2 separate regions of the Homo sapiens genome follow, and region 1 is linked to region 2. A link is a contact called in ENCODE Hi-C data. All regions are on one chromosome and are shown on one strand. The core of a region is the stretch at or near the end of the contact, and the rest is flanking DNA. Distances in the headings are between cores, read along the strand shown. Region 1 has its middle 30 kb from the start of ZRANB1. Region 2 holds the start of FAM24B-CUZD1 (FAM24B-CUZD1 readthrough).

Region 1 (3,081 bases), core at 494-2,993, 2.0 Mb before region 2:
ACTCCTGGGCTCAAGTGATCCTCCCACCTTGGCTTTCCCAGTAGCTAGGACTACAGGCATGCACCACCATACCTGGCTAATTTTTAAATTTTTAGTAGAGACAAAGTCTTTGTTGCCCAGGCTTATCTTGAACTGCTGGATTCAAACGATCCTCCTGCCTCTGCCTCCCAAAATGCTAGGATTACAGGCACATACCACCATGCCCAGCAGAACACAGAACTCTTGATTCCATGGTCAAATGTTCCACTATATTTGAATTAAAAAGATATCATCAATAAATACAGCAGAGGGCATTGTCACAGTTACAGAACGGTGGCTGTTTGGCACACCTACCGAATTGACATTCTACTTATGTTTATCTGGACTCTGAGAAATATTTCATTTGGAAAAAGTATCCACTGTCTTTTTGGGGTTTTTAATTTCCTTTTCTTAGAAACCTTATATTAGGCTGGGTGCAGTGGCTCATGCCTCTAATCCTAGTACTTTGGGAGGCCAAGGCAGGAGAATTGCTTGAGCCTGCGAGGTCCAGGCTGCAGTGAGCCATGATGGCACTACTGCACTACACCCTGGACAACAGAGCAGGACCCTATCTCAAAAAAAAAAAAAACCTTTGTAGTAAAGGGTAGAGACAGTATAGTTTTGTTGATAGTTTGTTCTGGCTTTCATTTCAGTTTTTCCCAAACTAACTGTAGAGTTCATAAATCCATATTGCATTTTTGTGAAAGTTTTGCATGCAAAATTGTGGATCTGTAGTTCCATTAACAGTAGAAAGCCATAAAGAGGTTTTGAGCAGGAAGGTGCCAGTATTGGAGCTGCCCACCTTTACCTGGAATGTCTGTGAGACAAATGAGGGCAGAAGTAGAAACAGGGGCAGAGAAGAGACAAGGACCTAAAACCAAAGTAGCTGTGGGAATGGAAAGGAGGGCCAAGAGTGAAATGGGAGACAGTGCAATGTTCAGAATTTGCCAGTGACTAACTCTGAGGCAGAAGAAAGAATCAAAAGTCAGAGAGTGGGCCAGGAGCAGTGGCTCATGCCTGTAATTCTAGCACTTGGGAAGGCCAAGGTGGAAGATCGCTTGAGGCCAGGAATTCAAGACCAAACTGGGCAACATAATGAGACCCCATTGCTACAAAAAATAATTTTTAACCTGCCAGGCTCAGTGGCTCACACCTGTTGTCCTGGCTACTCAGGAGACTGAGGAGGGAGAATTGCTTGAGCCCAGGAGTTCAAGGCTGCAGTGAGCTATAATCATGCCACTGCACTCCAGCTTGGGCAAGAGAGCAAGATCCTGTCACCAAAAAAAAAAAAAAAAAAAAAGTCCGTGAACTCTGAGTGACGGCAGTATGTGCAACAGTGGGACACGCAAGAGAGGAACTGGGTCAGAGGAGATGTGGACCCTTGAATCAGGAGATCCTGGACTCAGGAGGAAGGGAATGGCTGGTGGGGGAAATGCTGGTCTGAAATGTGTAGGGCAATCCTGGAGATCAACATCAGGGAGCTCTCTATGTAGAATTTAGTATGGAAGCCACAGGAGTGGGGAAGAAAGAACTACCGAAGGAAAAAAAAAGAGGAGTGGTCAGAAAGGTAGGAGATGAAGCTGGTAGTACGGTGTTCTGGAAGCCGAGGGTACAGTGAGCCTGAAGCACATGGTAATAAAAATTGTCAGATGCTACAGATTTCGAGCATTAGAACGGAGGAAAGGCCACTGGATCTGACAAACAAGAGACTCAGTGACCTTCTAGAGAACAGTTCTCAGTAGGATGGTAGGGAGAGAAGCCAAGTTTCAAAAGCTGAAGCCATGTGATTATAAACCACAAGTCCAAGACGTCTGGCAGTGAAAGGAAAGCAGGAGATATAAGACTAGATTAGGGCAGTAACAAAAATAAGGGAAAGGTTTTGTTTTCTTTTAGGTATTTATTTTAAAGAATGGGCATCTCTGAGCACTTTTATAAATGGAGGAGAGATGTAGAGGGGGTAAAAGGACTGAAATCCAGAAGGGAGGTAAAATTCAGAGCACAGTGATTTGTGTTGGCAAGCAAGAAAGCCCTATCTTCCTCAGAAACGAGGAGAGGAAGCTGTGAAAAACAGCTCTAGGGAGGTTTTGGTGGGTGAGACAGAGGTGATGGAGTGGAGTTCAAACCCTTTCTCCTCCTTGGTGAATCAAGCACAGAGTCTCCTGCTGAGGGTTGCTCTGGAAACTGGAGGAGATTCGGGACAATAGTTAGAGGGAAGCAAATCAAGAAGAATGAAAAAAGAAGAGCGACAAGAAACTGCTTTCTCCAAAAAGTCTTGGCAGTCCATAATCAGGCCTAGGACGGAAAGATCAGGCTGAGGCTGTGGAGCCCCCCGCAGAGGTGGACATATGCAGCTAAGGGAAATCGAAGGCGCTCTGCTAAAGGAAATGGTAACGGATCCAGCTTACTCAGGGTCTTTGAGGGATCTGTGCTTTTAAGTAGAAAGTGTTATAAAATGGGTGTTCCCCTCAAAAGAAATGTTAGAAATGTTCAGTTGTTACAAGAACATGTTCTCAGACGCGTTGCAGAAAATGTCATTTGTATAAACTGCAACGTATCTTCCATTCTCTGTGTATGATCAACATGATTCCCAAGTGGAAAAAACATCTTAACAGTAGAAAATGCAATGTAACAGGCTAGGTGCGGTGGCTCACTCCTGTAATCCCAGCATTTTGGGAGGCCCGGGTAGGTGGATCACCTGAGGTTAGGAGTTCGAGACCAGCCTGGTCTACATGGCAAAACCCCATGTCTACTAAAAATACAAAAAATTAGCCAGTCGTGGTGGTGGGTGCCTGTAATCCCAGCTACTCGGGTGACCGAGGCAAGAGAATTGCTTGAACCCGGGAGGCAGACGTTGCAGTGAGCCAAGATCACGCCATTGCACTCCAGCCTGGGCGACAGAGCAAGACTCTGTCTCAAAAAAAAAAAAAAAGGAAGAAAGAAAGGGAGGGAGGGAGGGAGGAAGGAAGGAAGGAAAGAAAGGAAATAAACGTATTTAATAATGTTGCCTAATCTGTATGCATGCAGTACAGGACACAGTTTTGTGGAACATAGTACCATCCTGTG
Region 2 (3,315 bases), core at 101-2,600:
TATCTTCTCTTCTCTAATGTAAACATCAATGTCAGAGAGTCAATCAATATTGCAAAAGGTGAACAGAATAAAGACACCAATTCAGGAGAACACTTTCCCGTGTACAAGTCACACAACTGTCATCCAAGACAGTACAAACATTCTTGCCCCTACTGGTTCCACAGTACTCCTCTCCTAAGTACACTTCCATATTTCTTGCTGAACTTAAAATGCCAATAGAAGCGATTTCTTCACCTCCATCAGGGCCACACCTCAGGTAAAGGAAGCAGGGGTTTTCATCTTGGTTGTTCAATCTTCTCTTCTAAATCACCAGATTCTGGCTGAGAAGAAAACAGGTGAAAACATCACACAGTATAGTTTCTGAACATGGCTCAAAACCCACTTGTTAGGCCATGAGGTTTATTCTAACAAATGCTCAACACAGAATTCATAAGGAAATGGAGGCATCACACATCAGGGCTTCCCCCTCTATTTTTTCCTCAATCATCAACGTTCTACTCAGTCCCCTGCAATTGATTCTCGGATACATTACTGGACACCTACTGTGTGCACAGGAGTAGGAGCAGAACACAATAGAAGACAAAGTGTATCTTTTTCGAAATTAAGTCGACGGCGGTCGTCTATAGCTGGACTTTTTACACAGCCTGTTTTGGTGGAGAGGAGGTGGCTTGTTTGAGGGTAGATGGGCGGACTGACTTTGATAGCAGCCCTGACGACCCGTCACGCCTGACGGGGACGTTTATGAAATTCCAAGTCCTGGTCACCTTCCCCCGCTCATGCCTCGGGGCCTCGGGTACTTCCCGGCCAGACCTACCCCGCCTCCGCCCACCCCGGTCCTCGCCTCCACCTCGCAGCCCCGCTCCCCCGCAGAGACCCGACACCAACTGCTCTCCTGGATCCCGGACTCAGACCCTCACGTTCCCCGAGGAGCGCGGCAGTCGCCGAGCGCAGCGACCCGGTCGCCGGCGGCCCGGCGCACCGTGGCGCAGGTGGCGCCAGAAGCTCCTCCCAGTCGAAGTCGCGGGCGCAGACACGAGCCCGGGTGAGGAGGCTGTGAGTTAGGGCCCCGCCTGCGGCATCCCAGGAAGAGGCAAGCGTGGGGCGGCGGGTGAGGCCCCCGTCCTCGGACCGCGTGTCCACTGCGCCGCCTCCTGCCAGGCCTCTCTTCCAGTGCTTAAGTGTCGGCCAGTGCAGCGCAGAAACGGGCAGGCAGAGCGACTCCCGGCTTACATCATTTCAAATGCCCGCCGCTTCTGGATTTGGTGAGAACCTGCACCAGAGAAACGCATGCGCATAAGCCAACTGGACTCGAGAGGCGTTCAAACTTTGCTCAGGAAGCGCTAAAGAGCGGAGCATGCGCACTGGCAGGCCCTCGCTCAGCCTTTGGAGACCATGCGCAGGCGCGGTGCACTGTGCGCGGGCACCACGGCGGTTTTTCGACGCTGGCGGTGGACGCAGGCAGCATGGACCACGGTTGCTGGGCGGATGGGGAGCGTCTATGGTCAGGTAGGTGTCGTCTCTTCGCTCTACGCGATGTGCAGGACCGACTCCTGACCTCGTTCTTTCCCGAGTGGACGCCAGGGCCTTTTCTGCCTCCACTCCGTCGGGTCTGCAGCATTTGTGGCAGCGAACGCGGCGGAAGCGCTGTCCATTCGGGTTAATTTTACTCCGAACTCTCCCTGCCTCTCTCATACACATTCTCGCGTTAGAGGGGAGTTGAGGTAGATATTGAACGGCGTTAGTGGTGGACGCTGGGCCACACGGGCCTTCCCCAGGTGCCATCTCATTTGATGCTCCCTGATCCTACGGCGTTGCCAGGACTATGCTGGATGCCCTCGTGACAGAAATCAGAAGGTTGAGAAAGATCCCAGGTGTTTGGATGGAGCGGTCGCCTGAGGGAGTTTTCCAGATGCCCCATGGAATAGGAAGTAGATCTTGCCTCTTTCTTCCTTTTGTACTCCAGATGCATTCTAAGTTGTGTACACCAGACTTCCTGTTCTTTATGCCCAGCCCATTGTAGTCATAAGTTAACTTTGATACATGTCATCATAATTGGACAGTCTAAAGGAAAATAGGCTTTTTAGAATTACCTATCTGAAACTTCATGAGCAAGATCAATACTATAAGCTGGATTTTGACTTCCTTAAATAAGGCAGAAAGCCTACAGCATTTTGTCGTCTCCCCTTTCTTTCAATCTCGTATGTTCAGTATTATCACCCAGTCTTGTTTTATTTTTGGTTTTTAAAGAAAAACTTCCCTGTCTTTCTCCATCTCTGCCTCTCTGTTTTGAAATACTAGCTTTCATCGGAACAATTCCAGGAGTTTCTTTACTGGTTGATAGTCATTATCTCCTCACCTGCGTTTCATTTTCTGCACTGCCCTCTAATCTTTTATCAATTGTCCTGATGCTTGATGCTTTCTGACTGAATCACCATCACCATTACTTTTTTTTTTCTTTTGAGATGGAGTTTCAGTCTGTCACCCAGGCTGGAGTACAGTGGTGTGATCTCGGCTCCTGCAACTTCCGCCTCTTGGGTTCAAGCGATTCTCCTGCCTCAGCCTTCTGAGTAGCTGGGACTACAGGCGTGCACCACCAGGCCCAGCTAATTTTTGTATTTTTAGGAGAGACAGGGTTTTGCCATGTTGGCCAGGCTGGTCTCAAACTCCTGGCTTCAAGTGATCCGCCCGCCTCGGCTCCCAAAAGTGCTGGGATTACAAGCGTGAGCCACCGCACCTGGCCACCATTACTTCTTAACAGGCATACAAAGCCCTTTATCCTTGACTTCTGCCTGCCTCCTAGACCCCCCAGCTTTTGTACATGCTTTTCCCTCTACCTAGAATGCCCCTTCTTTTGGATAGGAAAAATCCTGTTCATCATTTAGTGCCAAGCACAGCCCTCCACACTGTGAGAGAATTTGTCAGTAATTTCTCTCTGCTACACTTAGAGTTTTTAGATACTATAATTCTCTTCTGGTATGGAGCTTTACCAAATAATTCTCACATTTGTTTTCCCAACCATCTGTACAGTTGTTGAAAATAGGAATTGTTTTGTGCCTAGTAGAGATTGAGTATAGGTTTGTTGTATGGAATTGATAGAGATAGCAATAGGGGTTGTTTGGGAACTCTATCACAGTATAACAGGAGTAGAAAGAGGTGAAACTGGCAAATTCAATCTTATTTTCAAAGCTGAAAAAACTTTGCAAAAGTTAGTGAGAAAATTATGACAGTGAAAGAGATCTGAGCTAATCCATCCCCAGTCTTGCCTTGATTATTCTTGGGCTTTTGGGACATTTAGGCTATAGTTTAAATTATCAT

The links. Hi-C counts contacts between places; a loop is a spot of excess contacts on that map. Pooled maps may share reads with other maps.
Region 1: a map of CD8-positive, alpha-beta T cell shows a loop between it and region 2 (5-fold over the local background). The contact joins the enhancer-like site here to the promoter of FAM24B-CUZD1 in region 2. A Hi-C loop is called at or near these places in 3 of 168 maps with a recorded cell type or tissue (B cell, CD4-positive, alpha-beta T cell and CD8-positive, alpha-beta T cell), 1 of 37 single-sample maps with no recorded cell type and 8 of 50 pooled maps.

Annotation. Positions count from the first base shown.
Region 1 is chr10:124,910,579-124,913,659 of GRCh38, reverse strand. No RefSeq gene overlaps it. Among named protein-coding and RNA genes, the nearest start is that of ZRANB1, 30 kb to the left of the region's middle. Within about 2 kb of position 1,743, at least 4 of the 41 ENCODE cell types and tissues checked have a DNase peak (open chromatin) inside an H3K27ac peak, as active enhancers do.
Region 2 is chr10:122,877,676-122,880,990 of GRCh38, reverse strand. It overlaps FAM24B-CUZD1 (FAM24B-CUZD1 readthrough), which reads left to right and starts at 1,350. Exons shown (of 11, transcript NR_037915.1): 1 at 1,350-1,506. It overlaps FAM24B (family with sequence similarity 24 member B), which reads left to right and starts at 1,410. Exons shown (of 4, transcript NM_152644.3): 1 at 1,410-1,506. It also overlaps the pseudogene C10orf88B.